Linked DNA regions of Mus musculus: regions 2, 3 and 4 are each linked to region 1. The links are chromatin loops, found by intact Hi-C in ENCODE. Cell type or tissue: left cerebral cortex. All regions are shown on one strand.

Region 1 (5,000 bases):
CACACACACACACACAAAAGATGGTTTAAAGCAGAAATTTCAACCCCTCAGTTGTGGACCGGATGTCTGAAGTCAAGAGGCTGCTTCTTTCTGGAGGTTCAGGGGGAAGCTCTGTCTCCTGTCTCTTCCAGTTTTAGTAATGGCTGGCAATCCTACATGTTCCATGAATTATGCACTCCCATCTCTGCCTCCATCTCTGCATGGCATTTCTGTCTCCCAGTGTCTCTTTGTCCTTCCACTATGCTACTAAGGGTACCAGTGTCAGATTCAGGCAGTCTTATCTAGAAGTACCTCAACTCAGCATACCTTGTTTCCAAATGAGGCGATATTCTGAGGTTCCAGATAGGTGTGAATTTGGGAAGGGGATACCGTTCCACCCAGGGCAGTGAGAGGACTGTGAAATGGTTCAGTGGTAAAATGTAACAGTATTTCTCCAGAGGCTGCCAGAGGGCCACATGGGCATTTACAGGGATAAAGAGCTGGAAGAGCTGGAAGTTGTCTTCAGTGATATCGTTTGAGAATGCAGATTAGTGACATTGTTTGGCACTGCCACTATTGCACTAGTTGCTACTGCAGAGGTCCTTAATCTGTAGGTAGAGTCCCTTTTGAGGGGGGCAAGTGACCCTTGCACAGGGTTCGCCTAAGACCACTGAATAATATGTTTGCCTTATGATTCATCACTAGCAATATTACAGTTATGAAGTAGCAATGAAAATAATGTCACGGCTGGGAGTCACCACAACATGAAGAACTGTATGAAAGGGCCACAGCATCAGGAAGGCTGAGAACCACTGCTCTGCAGAGTGTAACCTTTGATTTTCCACTCAAGTTAGAAACATCAGCACAAAAAGCTCTAGACTAAGAGTCACAGAGTCCTTCCTTGAGAAGGGCGTGGCACGTGGTCCACCCAGCACCCTCCAGGGGATGGCCCCACACCCACAAACATGTGGGCAGCACAAGTTAGACTTACGTGTTATTCTTTTGATGAGGATATGAAGTTAAAAGATATTGATGGGTGGAAGATGGGTCTGGAAGGAACTAGGGACAAGAGGCAATTGAATATCATCCTAAAGGTTCACCCATGAATACAATTCTCAAACAATTCACAAAAACTTAATATGGAGAGTCAGTTTTCTTTAATGATGGGGCACGTGGTGTGTCAGCCACACTCCAGAGCAGGCCCCATGCTCAAGAGTAGTTGTGAAACACAAAGGGACTTGATGAGACAAAGAGGGAGGGGAGGAGGGGAGGAGAGAGAGAGGGAGAGAAAAACACAAAGTTGGTTGGGGCTGATTTGGGAGGAGTTGAGAGAGTGGTAGATGTGATCAAAATACATTTATGAAATTCTCAAAGAATTAATAAAATATTATTTTAAAAATATTCTATATTATGATATAATAAAGAATAACACACACACACACACACACACACACACATATATATATATATATATATATATATATATATATATATATATATAATCTCACCTTATGGTAGAGGATGTAGCTCAGAGGTAGAGTATTTGCCTAGTATGCACAAGGCCGTGGGTTCAAACACCAGCACATCCAAAAAAAGGGAAAAAAAGAAAGGAAAGCAAAGAACTCTTCTAGTCTTCCTTCTGTCATTTACTGTTTGGCCTGAAAACATTACTTTGTTGAACCTAAATGTCCTTGTCTGACTTATGTTTCTATTGTAGTGAAGAGACACCACGACCATGGCAACTCTTATAAAGGACAACATTTAATTGGGACTGTCTTAAAGTTTCAGAGGTTCAGTCCACTATTGTCAAGGCGGAAAACATGGTGGCATGCCAGCAGACATGGTGCTGGAGAAGGAGCTGAGAGTTCTACATTTTGATCTGAAGGCAGCAGGAAATGAACTGGCTGAGACCTCAAAGCTCACCCCCATGGTGACAGACTTCCTCCAGCAAGGCCACACCTATTCCAACAAAGCCACACCTACTCCAACAAGGTCACTCTTCCTAACAGCACCATTTCTTATGGGACAAGCATTCAAACAGGTGAGTCTATGTGGGTCATTCCTATTCAAACCGCCACAATCTTCAACTAAAAAAATAATGAAATCTCCCATAATTTTTGTAGGTTTATGATATTTTTGCCTCTGACATTTTAAAAAATTAACCTTGGACTTTTAGGACATAGGGAACTCTGTACTTAATACCAGGAATAAGTTCCCATCCAACATTTAAAATACAAAAGATTATTTTGGTATTTTAAACATCAGACTCTGGTTACCTTGAAATGCAATAGTGTTGCAACATTGTAGAGTGCATATTTCTCAAGAAATGTTCTTGGTACACAGTCAAAATGGACTCTAGTACAAATATATGTGAATACAAGTGAGAACTGATGGGGTACCTCTCTTATGGGTTATAAATGTCTCCCTCCCGAGTATAGAGTATCTATAGAGATATTTGATCCCTATTTTAGGCAGTAGGGAGAGACAAGGGAAGAGAAAGGAGTGGGGGAGGAGGAAGAGGAGGAAGGAAGAGGAGACAGAGAAGAGAATTGGGAAATAAAGTGCCACCCCTTCTCTAAGCTTCAGTTTTCCTAAATTCAGGGAATAAGTCTCAAATGGTGGGACCGAGGTTCACCCTTCCCCCAAGCTCTGCAACACCGCATGTGTGCCACAGTCACACAAATCAAATGCAAAGCTCCCCAGCATCTGCCAGCATGGTAAGTGTGCAGTTAATGTTCACAGCGAATGAAGGAACTCGTACATCCTGACCACCCTGAGGGGTTGTTTGGAAATGCAGCAGCTTGTTACTAGTATTTACAGTCCCCTTTTCTGCCAGCCACCATCCTTGACCTATTGCCAAGTTGTTTTTCTTTATTCAGTCACCACTAGATGGCACAAAAGGAAAAGGCTTCATACAATGAAAGAAGACAAGCCCAAAGGACAAGGTGACCACAATGTGAAGAAGAAGAAGAAGAAGAAGAAGAAGAAGAAGAAGAAGAAGAAGAAGAAGGAGAAGGAGAAGGAGAAGGAGAAGGAGAAGGAGAAGGAGAAGGAGAAGGAGAAGGAGGAGAAGGAGGAGAAGGAGGAGAAGAAGGAGAAGAAGGAGAAGAAGGAGAAGAAGGAGAAGAAGGAGAAGAAGGAGAAGAAGGAGAAGAAGGAGAAGAAGGAGAAGAAGGAGAAGAAGGAGAAGAAGGAGAAGAAGGAGAAGAAGGAGAAGAAGGAGAAGAAGGAGAAGAAGGAGAAGAAGGAGAAGAAGGAGAAGAAGGAGAAGAAGGAGAAGAAGGAGAAGAAGGAGAAGAAGGAGAAGAAGGAGAAGGAGAAGAAGGAGAAGAAGAAGAAGAAGAAGAAGAAGAAGAAGAAGAAGAAGAAGAAGAAGAAGAAGAAAGAGGAAGAGGAAGAGGAAGGAGAAGAAGGAGAAAGCAGGCATCTTAGTATTGATTAAATAAAAGAGATAGGCTTCATCTTCATTTCACCTTGGACATTACAAGAAGCAGACCTACGAGGGAAAAGCTGGTCAGAAAATGAAGTTTAAGCAGAGACAGAGCAATCACACAACAATAACAACAGGAACAAATGTCTGTGCTGATGGTGCTAAAAACCTGAGGCCAAGAGAGGTAATCAATAATCTTAATCCAAATATTAATAGGACACCAAGAGAAAAGTCGTCACAATTACATTGATGAGTGAAGGGAAGCCAGGCCAGATTTACCATCATGAATCGAGGTTATCACTAAAGGAACCTGGAACCTATAGGGCAACCCCAACTTACAAGAGCAAAGTAGCCACTTTAATTAATATGGACCATAGTACTAGGAGTCTTCATTCACACTCAGTTTTCACACTTATTTATGTATCTGGTTAAAGGTGCCAAAATGTCCCGTATTATTCCATGGTGATGCCAGGGCCTCGGAGGTGCAAGGTAACTACAAAAGTTAAGATACTAGAGTTCAGTGAGAGCAAAGAAGGTGAGGGTGTGGTGTAGACTGCAGCCTTTTAAGCCTGGCCCCAGCCTGTGATTGGCAGACTCAAGACAATTCCACTTACTGGGGTCCTGTGCTCAAGAAGAAATTTCCTGATTGCAAATGGATTTTTCTATAGATCTGCCTTCAAGAGGAAAGCAAGGCATGGTTCTCCCACAGTGAGACACAGGAGCTCAATAGATTGACACTCTATTTATAACACCTGTCTCCTAGGAGCTTGGTAAACAGGAAGTGTTGCCAAGAAAAGGATTTCCTCTTGACCAAATTAATTCTCCAAATCTATCGAGCAGTTGTTGGACTATGTATTGAACACATCCTGGGTTATCTCTTGGCTGATATTCAAGGCCCATTCAAACATTCTGCTTTCTTATTCTTCCGACCGAATACTAACCAGACCCAACCCTGCTTGGCTTCCAAGACTAGAAAGAGACTGGGCACGTTCAAAGCAATATGGCCATAGACTTTGCTTTCATAGTTTATGCTGAAGACTCCGTATACTTACATAGCAAAATTATCCATGAAGAGTCCTATTAATGCAGACTCCAAGATTCAAGTCTCAAAGATCTTCGCCAGGTCAGCCTGGGTATGATACAGGCATTGCACTAATAAGAAGCTCAATGGAGTCCAAGAAGGATGGCCCCATATGTACAACCTATGAGGAACACTCATTCTGAGTCCAGAACCACTAAGCCATAGAATATTTTATTTGGAAAAAGATCTCCTAAAGATTAAGCAGTGGTTCTCACCCTTCCTAATGGTATCACCCCTTAATACAATTCCTCATAATATGGTGACCCCCAACCATAAGATTATTTATGTTGCTACCTCATAAATATAATCTTGCTACTGTTATGAATTACAATGTAAATATCTGATATGCGGGATATCTGATATGGGACCAGAGAACCACTCCTCTAAAGCATTGCTGAATCCTCGGGTTCCTGTGGAAGTTCTTCACAAATGGGTGCTGCAAGAAGTTGCTCACTAGAGCTTAATAATGCTAAATCAAAAATGAAACAAAAAAAAAAAAAAAACCTGCCA
Region 2 (5,000 bases), 210 kb after region 1:
ACTTACAAACCAGGGTATGCAAGCTTAGTCTTAGTAAGCAGTCCCCGCCCCCACCTTCCCTTAATACTACGCGTCGTTTCTGCGTTATTCCTTTCCATGTATTATCTCAATAAACGTGCAAGCCTACAATTATCCCCCATTTACAAGGAAGATAAGGGTGCTCTCTCACCATAGAAGGAGACTGTGGGGGGAGGGGTGGGCAGGCCGGGGTGACGGGGTAGAAATGAAGTACTTTCGAACTCATCCATTTGCTTAGAACCCTCAAGAGGACTAAGTCTGTTTTAGAAGGTGGATTCTTTTTCCTTTTCCCCCCAAACATTTAAATATTACCTAATTTACAAAAAGAAAGCAAACATTTATGTACCCCATCACAAGGCAGTACTATGCAAAGGTGCTGTGTTCTACTCTCTGAGGGTAAGAATGCAGCTATTTCCTGCCTGGAAATACAGCACCCCCGGATTGGTCTTTACCGAGCTGTCTGCATTTTGCCAATATTCAGGTGTGGGTGGAATCAGGGATTAGAGAATTTGATTCTGAGTTTTGTTTTGTTTTGTTTCTCATTAGAGAAATGTAGTCCCACCGCCACCCATTCGAATCTTCAAATCCTCCGCAGTCTCATTAGAGTTAGGCTTAAAAACATCGACCACAAAAGCCTAACGCATCCGCAGATTTCTCCCAAATGCTACTCCTTAAGAAGCAGTGCGGGAGGGTATTGGGGGTGGGGGGCGGTCTGCACGCGCAATCAAGCACCAGCAACTCTTGCAATGCAACAGGCGTTCTCTCCCAGGGAAATTGATGCAAACACCCCGAAGCTATTTCCAGCCAAATAATCTTTTCAAGAATTTATGCAGGAGCAGCATAATTCGCTTCTGTCACTGTGATAACACCAAAGGCAAGAAACTGCACCGGCCCAAAACACAAATCCGTTCTGGCATCAATTGCGTTCCCAGCTAGGTCTCACATGCATCTACCCCCAGCCCCCCCCCCACTCCCCACCATATCCCCCTACCCGTCTCCTTAGCTCCAAGCCACGGTTGCCTAGGGAAGGTTTGAGACTTACCAAGAAAGGGCTCAAGCCAGAGGAGGCTCCTGCACGCGGTTACACGTGAGCCTGCTCAGCTCTCCCCTCCCACCGGGAAGAGAGCACCGGGAAAGTGTCAGCGCTGGAGGCGTGCACCGCTTCCCGCCGACAGACCACTCCCCCCACCCCCACCCCGCTTTGTGAATTGCGGGTCTGCGGGAGAAAGCGCCTCTCCGCTCATGCCGCGTGAGTTCACAACACAAAACACTAACACGATCCGAATATTCAGGCTGCCGCCGAGTGAGAACCCCCATTTACTTTGACCCCCCCCTCTCTGCCAGGCTCCAACCAGCCACCTCCCGCCCTTTCTCCTCTCCAGTCCCAGAGACACTAGTCTCCCAGGGAAGCGCACACCCTGTCACTCAAAGCAGCGATCCTGACCTGTCAAGTTCACCTGTCACCTGCGCTGCAGGAGGACAGACCTAGAAAGGCAGGCGAGCCAGGTTCCCAGCGCTATTTCAAATGTTGCCCCGGAGGGATCCCCTTTGCATTGAGGAGAAAGAGGGAGTAAGCCCCCCAATTTCACTAAAGCAAGGCGAGGGGAAGAAAGATGCTGGTGCCCTCCCAGCCGACTAGGGGGGTCCCTGGGAGTGTAGTCCCTTCCCTGAGCCCAGCTGCCGAGGCAACGCTCACCGTCTTCAGGATGAAGGGGGAGCTTCAGCGGGTTCTCCAGCAGGGACCTGAGCACGCCGTAGGGAGGCGGGATAAAGGTGGGGTTCAAGGGGAGCTGTCGGGACATTTTCTCCATCGTGATGCACTCAATTGTCTTTTTAAAAAGAAGGCCAATCGCCGCCCCGAAATGTTGATGAGCTTTGTTTCCTCCGTCCTTTGCCAACCAAAAGTACTCGCTTTCAAAACAGTGCAGACAAGGAAGAAAAAAAAAAATCACTTCTGTCTTTGTAAATACATCAGCATACAAATATCAAAAAAAAACAAAAACAAAAACAAAAAAACTTTCGTGTTCTCAGTGCCGACAGTCCAGGGAAGGCGCATCTAGCGCCGCGGACTCCTCCGACCCAGTGCAGGATGCTTTCTCACCTGCCTCCAACACTCAGTCTTGCAAAATGTTCAAAATTGCAAGGAGGTGGGGGGAAAAAGGAAAGAGAGAAATTTTGAAAACGTAGACGGCTGCAGATGAGCAGAAGGCAAAGCGCGGGCCCCGGCCCCTCGCGCGAGCACCGGAGGCTGTGCCGTCCCGCCCCACCCCCCTCCCCGCCGCGGCCGCTGCTCCCCGCGCTCCGCGGCCCCGCAGCGCCGGGCTCAGCGCATCAGGCAGTCCATGTGCCGCTGCCCTGACAAGAGTGACGTCAGGGCCCGCACCGCGCGCCGATAGGCGTGCAGGGGCGGGGCCCAAATCGGGCCCGCCCATCCACCCCGCCCCCCCAGGGCTGCGTGTGTAGCATCGCCGCACGCGCTGTTTTTCCGGCCCTTGCGGCGTTGGTGGGCTGCGAAAAGCACAGGTGCCAGATTTCCTGCTTCACTCTCTGCCTTGCGCTGGGAATAACGCGCGCTAACTCTCACCCTGACTCCTTTTGCACGCGAGCCCTTCCCCCTCCGTTCCCCCCCCCCGCCCCCCAGAGCAGAACAATGAGAAATTCGTGTCAGTGGTTTGCAATGTGGAAATAAATTGGTGATTTTAAAAGAAGATGATTTTTAAAAGATGGCCAAGTGGCATTCCGGACTTAAATTAGAACCCCCAACCCCCGGGGCGATGTCCTGGCTAGCAATGTTTTTTAAAGCTCCCCAGGACAAGTTTAGGAGATTTGGATAGACTTGAAGCGAATGACTTCTGGATATTTCTCCTCCTCGCTCCTGGTGAGCTTAGTACTTTCCTTCTAGCCCCACTGCATATCCGACCTAAGATATCAACTTTCCTGAATTCCAAACAATGTGCAAAAACGTAGAATGGAGACAGGAGCTGCAGACTGAAGTGAACTGTCTCCCACGCTGTCCGAGGGAATTAACAAGACAGACATTTGCTTGCAATGGAAGGAAAGCAGGAGAGACTTAAACACAAGGAATGAAAGTTAGGAGTATTTAAAAGGCCCAGCATGGCTGTAATTAGGCTAACTTAGAAGGTCTGAATACTAATTAAAATAAATTTGTAAACTCTTTGTTAAAAGATTAGGGGAATCTTGTTTGTGGCTGCAGCACATCCCTCTGGCCTTTTGAAGGCTGTGAAAAGGCCAGTTTTTTGACCTTGCTGCTGAGGGTGTGGGGGAGAACACCTTGGCGGAGTGGATGGATTGGAATGTAGGCATTCTGCCTCCCCAGCCAGGAGAACTGAGACACACGAACCGCATCTCCACGCTTCTCTTTCCACTTTCCACCCCCACCCACCCACCAATTACACATTTCTATCCAGCACTAAGTCCCCCTGACCCGTGGAGGAGCATGTGGGATGGTTTTTGCAGTACTGATGGTTGAATGTATGGCCTTACCCATGTCTAGCTAGTTCTATATCACAGTGAGCTGTCTCCTCAGACCTGTGGGGAAGGGTCTGCAAGAAGCTTTTCAATGAGGCAGAAAGGCTTTTGTGAACATAGACTGGGTTCCTGGGGTGCAAATATTACTGGGATGCCCCTCCCCCACCCCACTACCAAAAAATGAGAGATAAGAAAGGAGAGAAGAGAAATCTAAAATTCAGGAAATTCCGGACCCTGGCCAAGGGCACTGGAAGTTCATGATAAGTAGCCCTGACTCTTTCTCTGAGCAGAAGTTTCCGGGTAAATGGACGGCTGGTCCCGTGGCCTTCATTTCCTCCTGCTAACACCTGGGCAAAGTGAATGGTAAGATGACATTCTGAGATGCTCTTGTGATGTCAGATCCCAGAAACATGAGCCCTGGGGTGGATGCGGTGTACATTCAGTGAGCACCACTGCATGCCATTGACTGGGCTGGGGCTGGTGAGATGATGGATGGATAAGACCTGGCTATACCAGGGAAAGGATGCCATAGAAGCACACAAAGTCTGGACTCCAAAACCCAGTAACAGAGAGAGCTGACGTGGGCATCTGTTACTGGAAGGAGAGTGCAGAGAAGCGCCTGAGGTGAGCTTGGAGCCAGTGGTCCCTCATAAACTTCCCAACCCTTCAGTCGGTTTGCTTCTCAGAAAAGAAGGGACTCCGCTGGAAGCTGAAGAGATTATTCAGTGGATTAAAGAGCACTTGGGTCATAAGAATGAAGATACAAGCTTGGATTCCCCTGCATCAACATGAAAAGGGAGGGAGGGAGGAAGAACAGCCTCCAGCAGCAGCAGCATGGGCCTGTAACCCCAGCACTGGGGAGGCAGAGATAGGGAGATCCTAAAAGCTCACTGGCTGCCAGCCTAGGCAATGAGTGAGCTCCAGGTTGAGTGAGAGACCCTGTCTCAGAAACAGAGAAGATGCCCATGTTAATCTACACACACACACACACACACACACACACACACACACACACAGGAGAGCTTCTGTGCTCTTGTCAGAGAGAGAGGAAGGTTTCATCTTTTAACTTTTTTTTTTTTGGAGTAATTTTCTCTTTTTTTTCCATTTTTTATTAGGTATTTAGCTCATTTACATTTCCAATGCTATACCAAAAGTCCCCCATACCCACCCACCCCCACTCCCCTACCCACCCACTCCCCCTTTTTGGCCCTGGCGTTCCCCTGTACTGGGGCATATAAAGTTTGCGTGTCCAATGGGCCTCTTTTTCCACTGATGGCCGACTAGGCCATCTTTTGATACATATGCAGCTAGAGTCAAGAGCTCCGGGGTACTGGTTAGTTCATAATGTTGTTCCACCTATAGGGTTGCAGATCCCTTTAGCTCCTTGGGTACTTTCTCTAGCTCCTCCATTGGGAGCCCTGTGATCCATCCATTAGCTGACTGTGAGCATCCACTTCTGTGTTTGCTAGGCCCCGGCATAGTCTCACAAGAGA
Region 3 (5,000 bases), 66 kb after region 1:
AAATTTTATTTGTTGGGAAATACTCTTAGGAAAACTTCTCACAATCTTTTTTTTTTTTCTACTCTAGTCCTTCTTCCCTCTTCCTACGTGTCTACAAACCCTTGTACCTGCTGAATCCCTCCCTAAGTCCTAAAACACCTCAAGCAGCATCCTCTGGATTAAGGAGTGTTTTACCTCTTCTCTTACTCCCCCTCATCAGAAAGAGCAGCATAGACTATGTACCCGTATTCGTTACTGGTTTTCATTGCTACAAGCAAACAACTAAGAAGCTATGGGAGGAAGGTTTTCCTTAGCTCATGGGTTGAAGGATACAGCCCATCATGAAGAAGAGTGAATGACAGCAAGGCTGAGAGGTGGCTGCCACACTCTCAACCATGCTGAGCAGAGAAATAAGCATTGGTGCTCAGTTTGGTTTCTCGTGCCCCACTTCTGATTCAGCCTGGGATCTTGGCACACAGGATGGTTCCCGGCACCTTCAGGGAGGGTCTTTCTTTGTTAAAGCTTCCCAGAAGTTCTATTTGTGGAGATATAGCAAAACCCAGTAACAGATCTGAGCGAACAGTTCATTTAATCCTCCCAGGGCATCTCAAGTCAAAGTTTGAGTGACTCTGTTCTGTTCTGACTGGTCCATCACTGTCAGGGAACCAGGGCCCAGGTGTGCTCTAGTCTCATCAGCATCCTGTCTGGGGAGCCTGTGTACCTCAGTCAGCAGAGCAGGTGTTCTCCCAAAAGCTGCTGCAGCATCTGATGTCTACGCTATGACAAATCCCTTCCTGTAAGGAACAGGTTGGTTTGTTTTTTTTTTCCCACAAATGTTTCTGCAGTTTTATAGCAAGATCTATATCCCCAAGCCTAAGAAGAACGTTATGTTCTGTTAATGCAGAACAAACAAAAGAAAACGCACAACCAATAACCAAAATAAACAAACACCAAACAAAACCTTCCCATTCTCGTCTCCTCCCACCATTGCAATCCTGGGCCCTAAATTGAAGCCAGGACTTCCTTTCTGCAAATACACTTGGGATTTATCCTCATAAATGGATGCAAAAGGACATCATATTTCCCATGTATATGTTGCATGTACATAATTCTGTAGGTATGTGTACATGTAGGTAGGTGCATGTGTTCATGTGAACACATCTGTGTGAAGGCCAGAGGTGAAAGCCGGGTGTCTCCCTTTGCCATCTTACCTTTTGAAACAGGATCTCTCACTAAACTTAGGCTGGCTGGCTCTACAGCTATATAATATGTGACCTGAATGTAATTGATTTCTTTTGTTTCATATACAGTTCTCAAAGTCTGTTCATGTCGAAGACGGCATCAACATTTCATTTCTTTCTCTTAAAGAGAAAAAGCAAATCATCTTAACAGCTTGAGGTTCAGAGCAAGACCAAAAGGAAAGTACAGAGACTTCTTAGGTCCTCTCACACAATAGCCTCCCCTGCGTCGTCCCCCCCGCCCCCAAGGAAGTGGGACATTTGTTGTGATTACAGTTCCTATCCCTTAGGTTGTCATTTCATGTGGCTAATTTTCAGTTATCTTTTAGTTAGTACCTTTGTTACTGCCCCTTGATCGTTTATAAGGGGAGTGCCATGTAGTCAATTGGTAGATTTTCAAGCTATGCTAGTTGTCAGGCTTTACTGTGAGTGCAAAAGGAGTCAGGTGTGTGTTTTAAGAATTGTGCTGTTTTAAAACTTAGGGAGAGGCCGTTGGCATACTGACCTGATGGTATCTGGTGCTTCGTGTTAGAGGAAGCTATGTAGGAATCTGTTTTGCATCGGGCAAGTTTCTTTTTCACTCCCTGATCCTCTTTTACATTGATGACTCCCCAACCCCCACTTCTCTACATTTAACATATGAGAGAAAACATTTAACATTTGTATTTCTGAGCCTGGTTTATTTATTTCATTTCATATGATGATATCTAGTTCCATCCATTTCTCTGTTCCCAGAAATGTAGTTACTCGTAACCCCCCCCCCCCCCACACACACACACTGAAGAACAATCCAGTCCTCCTCTATTGGAGCCGATTGTCCTTTTAAACCAAGTGTGCAGCTTTGGAATGGAAAGATCACTCCCGAGTCTTCATTTTTTTCCTTCTGGCTGACTAATTTTCCATGCTGTCTCTAGACACACACACCACATTTTCTTTCTACATCCTTTGGTAGGCACCTACACTAATATAATAACTTGGCTATTGTAAACAGTGCCACCTTTCAAAGCCTTGGCCTCCATACCTGTGAAATGAGTAACATAATTTTGAACCTAAGGATTCCTTCCAAGATCAAAGCAATTGTTGTGGAAAGCACCCCGGGGCACTTAAAGAGAAGGACACTAGAATGGTGGGTGAAACCATTCCCCGGCATCCCCCCATCTTTCATTCGTTTCAAAAAGAGTAAATACTGCTTCGAAGCTGGCCCTAAGTCCCTCAAGAAGGTGAAGTTTGAGGAGTGGGGGATGTGTGTGGGCAGGTTTCCTGGATGGGAGCACACCTGGATTTCAGGAGTGATGCTGACAGGTCCTGCACATGTCAATTCCTTTTTTCCAGTATTCTTCTGAGTGTATTCACTACCTCTTATCTCTTCTCTCCCTAGGATCTGCTCTTCTGGCAAGTCCTTTTAGCTTTACAGAGGTTTAGCAAAAGGGGCCGATTCAAGTCTACTCTTTCCTTGGAAATTTCTTGGGTTAAAAAATAGAAAATAAAATGGAGGACGTAAAAAGATCTCTCCAGAAGAATCCCCCTGGAGAAATTCCAATCTCTTCTTTATAGGACAGCCGTGTTACTAATCCGTCTTTACACAGCGTAAAAGGTGAAGAAATAAATGAAAGGAAGGACGCAGAAATGAATGAAGGCTGGATAAACGATATGGGGCCAAGATTAGAAGGCAGAGATAGATTCTTGCTCGCTGCCACTTCCGGCACAGCTGCTTCTAAGATTGTGGGCCATCTCCTACACACCGTTGTTCCTTCCTCTCTGTTGCAGCTCACACGCTCAAAGCTTTAATGCAGAGCACCGCCCTCCCAGCGCTCCTCCCCTTTCGGCTAGCCACACCCCTCGGCTCTGAGGTTCCGCCCCACCTACCGAGCTTCAAGGGAAATGAATGGCAGCGGAGCCCTGCGCCGCTCCGGACACTGATTGGCCACTGGGCGCGGTGACGCGCAGGTGGCTGCGGGCGCACGCAGCGAGAGCAGCGGGCAGGGGCGGAGCCGGGCTCCGGGGCGGGGCCCAGGCACCCGGGGGCGGAGGAGCCAGGGAGGCGGGAGGCGGGAGGCGCCGGGGCCGTTTAAGCGGCCTCCCTCCCGCCCCCAGGCGCCTGCTCTGGCCCGGGCCCTGTGCTGACCGACCCCCGGTGTGGCCCACTCCGGCCCTGCCCAGTTGCGTGGCTCCCGCCTGGCACGCCAGCGGCCTCGGAGCAGCTCAAGCCCATGAGGCCGGCGCGCCCTGCCGCCGGTGCAAAAGAGACGGAGCTCCCGGCCCCCGCGGTGGAGCGGTGGATCAATGCGGTTCAGGAATCGATTCCAGCGGTGAGAGTTCTGCGGGGAACGTGCTCCGTCCCGGGGGATCCCGAGCCCTGACGAGGACCGGCTCCCGGGAAGACTCGCAGTTCTGCGATCCCCTTCCTCCAGGCAGCTTGGGATCTGTGCCCCGGGACCCCGCATCTGCTTTGCCTCCTCCATCCGCTTGCAAACCTAGCTTGGCCCTTGAGATCCCCATCCAGACACCGCTGCTGCTAGCTTCTAGCAGACTACTCCAGCCTCAGAGCCCCCTCCCCACGACTCCACTCAGGGCCTCCACCCTTATACAAACCCCAACGTGAGGTCTCTTAAGGCTGCTGCAGCACCCTGTGGCGATGTTTGTCTTACAGCGGGTAGGAGGTCTGGCCTGAGCTTTTTGAGGTGTTTTGTCGGTGGTTGGCCCTAGAGACAGGGAAACTGAGGCACGCTTCTCTAGGTCCAGCTTTCCTGATGGTGTCCGGAGGGGTTGTGTGTCTCGGGCTAAGAACCTAATGGTGTGCTATTTGGGGGATTTTTTTTTGGCAGGGGCAAGTTAGCATTCAGGTGGAGAGACATGCCTTTGAGAAACCTGGTTTTAGGAAATAGGGAGAAAGAACGGAGGAGGCGCCACCGGAAGGCGGGTTGTCTGCTCTACACTAAAGAGGTGGTAGGGTAGCCCGACTTGAGGGACATAGTGTGGCCCTTCTCTCCCGGGTGGATTACCTGCGTGGAAGGAATGATGAAGGCTGCCGACCTATTGTTCCCAAAGAAAGCTCTGGGCTTTAATGTTTCTAAGTGGGTGAAAGTTCACCCATGGGGTTTCTGGTAACTCCATCCCTTTGTCTGAGCCTGGCAGCCATACCCATTCCCAGCCCTTCACCACCAACAGGGTAGCCTAGTGTGATGTACCAGAGAATTCAAAAGCAGAAATGCTTAAAATCTTCCGAGCAGGCTATTGAGTTTGAAGTGGTCTTTCTTTTTATTTTAAAATGTAAACACACCATTTAGTTTTCCTTTCCCTTCTTTCCCCTGTTCACTCATTAATGCTTATCTCATTTCTTCCAGTCTCAAAGGGTAAAAGAGCCAACACAACATGCACAGGATGAGGGTGGTCTTTGCGCTCAGTATTGGGGGAGATCGGCTTGAAGATTTGGATTGCTTTCTGAATATTGCTTATTACTTGGTGGCTGGAAGTCTGGCACTATCGTTGGAGGAGAACTACGTCTCTATGTCAAAGGCAGAAAGGAACCTTGGTCTTTCTCGTTTAGAACCACAGTGGATTTAAGAGACTCTGTAACGTGTGTGAACCTCATGTCCTGTGCGTGTGGGTTGTTTGTCTGATTCTTTCCTTTGCATGTCTTTGTGGGCTTCCTGCTTTCAGAGACCAGTAGCTATATTCTGCAAAATTACCCCTTCCCTATTTGACGAAGAGTTTGGGTTTCTAGTCTATCCTTTTGAATTCTATAAAAAGAAGGAAAATGTCTGTTTTTGCTTATTGTACCAA
Region 4 (5,000 bases), 110 kb after region 1:
TGCACAAACATACATGTGTTTGTCAGAGTTCTCCAGGAGAGAAAAACCAACAAGATAAAAGCTATGTGTGACAATAGAATGGAGAGTTGACAAGCTGGTGGTTACTCAATCTGTCAGGCTGGGGAGGCCTTAGCAGTTTCAACATGGTACCAGAAGCCAGGAGGTTTCTTGGAAGCCTGGTGGTCTCTAGTCCACAAAGGAAGCTTGGAAATGATGGTCTGATCACAGCGAAGGGATCAATGGCAGCCATAAGAGGACAGATTAGCTCAGTAGCAAGCGGGAAGCCCGTGGGAGGAGAAGGCAAGATGCTCTTCCTTCTGCCGAACTCACATCTGAGTGGGTCATCTCCAGCAAACAGGGCAGTCAAGACACTTCTAATTCGTAGTAAGTTGACATTAAAACCAGCCATAGCAGTGTATATACACATCCATACCACACACATGGTTTGTGTGTTTGTTCTTATAAAGACTCCTGCCATCTAATGCTAGCAAATTTTGAGTTTTTTCCATTTTGTAATTCACTTTGCCTTTAAATTTGGTTCTATTTTTGGAAATTTTTTTTTTAGATTTACAGAGAAGCTGTTATGATAATATGAAGTTCCCACATCCTCCCATGTGCAGTTTGCCCTATTACTGATATCTTAGCCCACAGGATGGTGTATTAGTCATGGTTACTGCACCCAAGTCAATAGATTGTTAGTAAGTAAAGATAATGCCTGTTCAAATTTCCTTATATTTTACGTGATTCCTTTATGGGCTCCAGGATCCCATGTTACATTAAGTCTTTGTAAGTTCTTCGCTCTTCTTGGCTATGATAATTTTTCAGTTTTGTTGCTGCTGCTGCTGCTGCTGCTGCTGGTTGTGTGTGTGCATGTGTGTATGTGTGTATGTGTTGTGTGTATGTGTGATGTGTGTATATGTGTGGTGTGGATATGTGTGTTGTGTGCATGTGTGGTACATATGTGTGGTGTGTGTATGTGTGTGTGCTATGTATGTGTGATGTGTATGTATGTGTGGTGTGTGTATTGTGAATCTGTGGTATGTGTGTGTGGTACAGGTATTTTATGTGATGTGTGTATATGTAAGTATGTGTGATTCTGTGGTATGTGTGTATATATGTGGTGTGTGTGTGTGTGTGTGTGCTATGTATGTGTGATGTATATGTATGTATGTATGTATGCATGTATATGTAGTGTGGGTATGTGTGGTATGTATGTATGTGTGGTGTGTGTATGTGTGTGTGGTATGTGTGTGTGTGTGTGTGTGTGTATGTGGTGTGTGTGGGGTGTGTTTGTGTGTGTGTGTGTGTGTTTTGAATAGTGCTGGTCTGCTGTACTGTATAAGGTGTATTCATTTGGATTAGTCTGACATTTTTCTCACTGTCAGCCAGTGGTTCTGGGTTTTTGATGAAGACTATAAAGACCCACTGGTATTCTTCTACCATGACTCATCATGGATGATGTTGACCTTCGTCCCTGGCTTAGGAAGTGTTTATACTTACTTCTCTGTAAGTGCTCTTCTCTCCGTTTCCACACTGAGTCCTTAGGTGCGACATCATAGTGCTCAGCCCACAGTTAAGGAATGGGGAGTTATCCTCTGCATCCTTGAACACAGAGTATGTACATGAAATTACCTGGAATTCTTCTCCAGGCAGTTGGCCATTCTCCTTCATGGACTTGCTTTTCCCGTCGCCTGTTTCTATCCATATACAGCCACTGGTTTTACTTTATTTTCTGGATCATGCTACTCAATTTGTTAGGGCTGCTCAAATTTCTCAGGCTTTGGCCTCAGGGTGCTCTTTTCTTTGGCTGACTGACCTTTTAAACCATGGAGATGTTTCAATGTCTCTGGGGAGCAGAGACTGAAAGGGCATTGCTATCCCCTGAAACTCTTCCATATCCTTTTGTGTCACATTGATCACGTCTCAGCCTATCCCTCCTGTCCACTACCTGTGCAGTCAGGTTGACACCTTCTGCTTATCTTCACTTCCACTGTGGCAGTGACCTCTCCCTGACAGTCTAAGCAAGAAAATGACTCAGGAAAGTGGAGCACACCCAGGAGAATCCTAGGCACCATTTAAAGTCACTTCAGGTCCCCTCACACGTGATGCTTGAGCTTCGTGGTTTAAAATTAATATGTGAGCGAGTATTTTCATATTCTCGGACTGAGCTTGCGAATGAGCAAGCCCCCCAAAATATGGCAGGTGGGGCAAAAGAACAGGGGTGGGGTACACAACAGGGATTGGAGGTGGGGTGCACAGCATAGGTGTGCCAGAACACAACTGTCTCCATCTTGATCTGTTTTCAACAACAGCTTCATGAACTTAAGCTGGGCTTCAGGTGTGAAAACATTGGCCTTTGAGAAACAAGAAAGCTTAAGATCGAAGACTTGCCGTCGAGGAATTTATAGCCGAGAAAGATGAGCAACCGGTCTCATTGGGTGTCATGTGCCTCTCTAGGGAGCATGGCTCAATCTGTTCTGTCTACCTGACTGAAGACTTAGGTGAGCCTCTTCCAAGCTGAGGCTCTCCTGTTTTTTTCTTTTAGGTCCATGTCTCTCTTGAGGACCTGTAGGACTGTCTGAGTCTAAACTTTGTGCACTGACTAAGCATTCAGCACCTTAACTCATGAATAAGCAATTTGATCATACAATACTATCCAAGATTCTAGGTTGCCTGACTCTCTTGATCAACCCACACTTTCTCCTGGTATCTGCTTTCACTCAGAAATAAACTGCCTCCGACTTACTTTGTCTCATCTCTAAATCCTATCTCTGATGGTGGCAAAAACTGTAGAAACTGGGTAGAGCTCTCCATCTGCTCTCTCTGCCTTTGAGCTCTCTCCAGCCATCACCTACCTGCAACAATTTCACTTATTTCCCGTTACTTTTAGAATGTATGTCTTAACCATATCATATTCCTTAGGAACAGTCCTAACTATCTATATGCTAGGGCAACACTAGTTTCCTGTAAGAATTAAGGCATGATCAGATATTTGGGGACAGTAACCTGGAGAGTTGTAAAGCTGGAGAAGGACATACTAGCTGTTGAGGTGGGGGGGAGGGGTGTGTGTGTGCATGAGCACTCATGCACACATGCACACCTGTAGGAGGCAGGGAGCTCACGTCACACTAAGTTGAGAAGTAATTGTAGCAGTTCTGATGTGAAGCAGTGAATGTATGTCCAAACAGCAGCCCCTGGGACAGGATATTTAAAGTCATGTCAAGGAATGTGAATTTAGAGCATGTGCCAGAATCACCTGGCGTGTTTATTAAAATAGAAATCTCAGGGTTCTGTACCCAGAGATTTTGATCAAGAGAATCAGCATTGAGACTCAAGTACTTTGATTTCTGATGACCTTCCTAATGCTGCTGCCCGTGGCCATCAGGAGACTCTGGGAACAATCCTTTACGGAACTTGGTGACCAATGGACTCTATCAAGAAAAGCAGAAGAAAACAGTCTGAAGATTTCCAGGCCCCTGCTCTTGCTGCTTAGGAAGAGACAGACAATGAAGTTTGTCTGGGGCAAAAGGAGATGAAGTGGGTTCCAGATATCTGTAGCTTAGATTGCTTTTAGAACCTCTGAGAGAATGTGTCTAGTGGGCAACTGGACATATATGGTTTTAACTCTGAAAAGAGATTGAAGAGTAATTAACAATTCCTAGGTCACCAGGGTATCATTGGTCATTACAGCCAACTTTAATGCCAAAGAAAGTGCCCAGAGAGACAGTGGGAAACAGGAAGAGAATGAGTCAAAGGATGAGTTCTCAGTTAAAGAAGCTTCCTTTGTGCCTGGGGAGATGGCTCAGTGGGTAAAAAAAAAAGCTTGCTATACATAGGGTAAGGATGCACGTTCAACTCCCTGCATTCACATACGAGCCTGGGCACAGCCACATATGCTTGCAACTTCAGTGTTGGAGGATAAAGATGATGGATGCTTGGAGCTTGCTGGTCAGCCAGCCTTGCCAAAACAGCCAGCTTTGGGTCCAATGTCGCAAGAGAATAAGAGAATAATCAATAGAGGAGGACACTCAGCATCATCATGAAGCCACACTCACAGGCACACATACCCACCCTACCCCCTGCACACACAGATAAATAACATGGCATCTCAGTTTTATTAAAGATCTTCAACATTCAATAAAAATTAAATAGGTATGAATTTATACTTGGTGGCTTTAATGGAATGCCACTCGTGTTTGATGACATGACAGCATAGGTTAATCATTTTGCAGGGATTCAAAATCCTTGTTAGGAATCAACCAACAGTGGCCTATGCTTTGTCAATGCCTCAAAGTGACTTTCCTTGATGATATTGATCACTAATAAAGTAGTCTTGGCTAAGTTGCAGAGGCCTCCTATGCTCCAAGTCTATATATTTAGGGCCTGTAACTGTCACAGAGGCATGTTGGGAAACTGGAGACCAAGTCTTGTGTCTCATGCATGACACAAGACTGACCAACAGAACCACCCCAGGAATAATTGTTATTATTGCTATGAGGTCAGTTTGTAGATGAAGAGATGAAGGTAACTGCTTTTATGGTAACTGTTTCATGGTTACCATAGAAAAATATGATAACTTAACTAGAAAGAAAATAGCCTTCCTTCTTGCTAGAATAGATGCATCATCTCACTTAAATTACTAATTTAAGCAATGTAATACCTTTAACTAAGGCTCCAGTAAATGGCCTTGTGAGTGCTCCTTAGGATGAACCTGGTCCCTCTTAGCTCAACAGATCAAAAGCTGAGTCCAGGGCCAGGGGGATGGCTCAGTTGGCAAAGTTCTTGCTGCACAAGGACAGGGACCTGAGTTTCATTCCTCAGGACCCATATAAAAATCCTGATAGGGCAGTGTATGTGTGCAGTCTCAGTGCTACAGAGGCAGAGACAGGAGGACCCCTGGGGCTCATGGGCCATCCTATCTAGCCAAATTGGTCAACTATGGTTTCAGTGGGAGATTTTGTGTCAAAATATAAGATGGAGAGGGACTGAAGAGGTGTCTC

The links. Peaks named below come from ENCODE experiments on the same cell type or tissue, not always from the same donor. Only the 100,000 strongest peaks of a DNase experiment are listed, where the experiment ranks them.
Region 2: it touches region 1 in a loop (3-fold over the local background); 6 of 42 quality-filtered maps call a loop at or near these places.
Region 3: a loop joins it to region 1, with 2.4 times the contacts of the local background. A loop is called at or near these places in 11 of 42 quality-filtered maps.
Region 4: a loop joins it to region 1, with 2.4 times the contacts of the local background. A loop is called at or near these places in 20 of 42 quality-filtered maps.

Annotation. Positions count from the first base shown.
Region 1 is chr11:90,180,707-90,185,706 of GRCm38, forward strand. No RefSeq gene overlaps it. Among named protein-coding and RNA genes, the nearest start is that of Gm11494, 40 kb to the left of the region's middle. In left cerebral cortex, a CTCF peak has its summit at 2,845 (motif pointing right); a DNase peak (open chromatin) is centred at 2,823.
Region 2 is chr11:90,388,536-90,393,535 of GRCm38, forward strand. It overlaps Hlf (hepatic leukemia factor), which reads right to left and starts at 2,382. Exons shown (of 4, transcript NM_172563.3): 1 at 1,715-2,382. The coding sequence starts at 1,829. In left cerebral cortex, a CTCF peak has its summit at 2,490; DNase peaks (open chromatin) are centred at 520, 1,145, 1,756 and 2,445; H3K4me3 peaks cover 3,054 bases; H3K27ac peaks cover 2,636 bases.
Region 3 is chr11:90,246,210-90,251,209 of GRCm38, forward strand. It overlaps Mmd (monocyte to macrophage differentiation-associated), which reads left to right and starts at 3,267. Exons shown (of 7, transcript NM_026178.2): 1 at 3,267-3,526. The coding sequence starts at 3,501. In left cerebral cortex, a CTCF peak has its summit at 3,087; DNase peaks (open chromatin) are centred at 3,104, 3,765, 4,137 and 4,779; H3K4me3 peaks cover 2,308 bases; H3K27ac peaks cover 2,294 bases.
Region 4 is chr11:90,294,205-90,299,204 of GRCm38, forward strand. No RefSeq gene overlaps it. Among named protein-coding and RNA genes, the nearest start is that of Mmd, 47 kb to the left of the region's middle. In left cerebral cortex, no CTCF peak of the experiment used is centred here; a DNase peak (open chromatin) is centred at 2,695.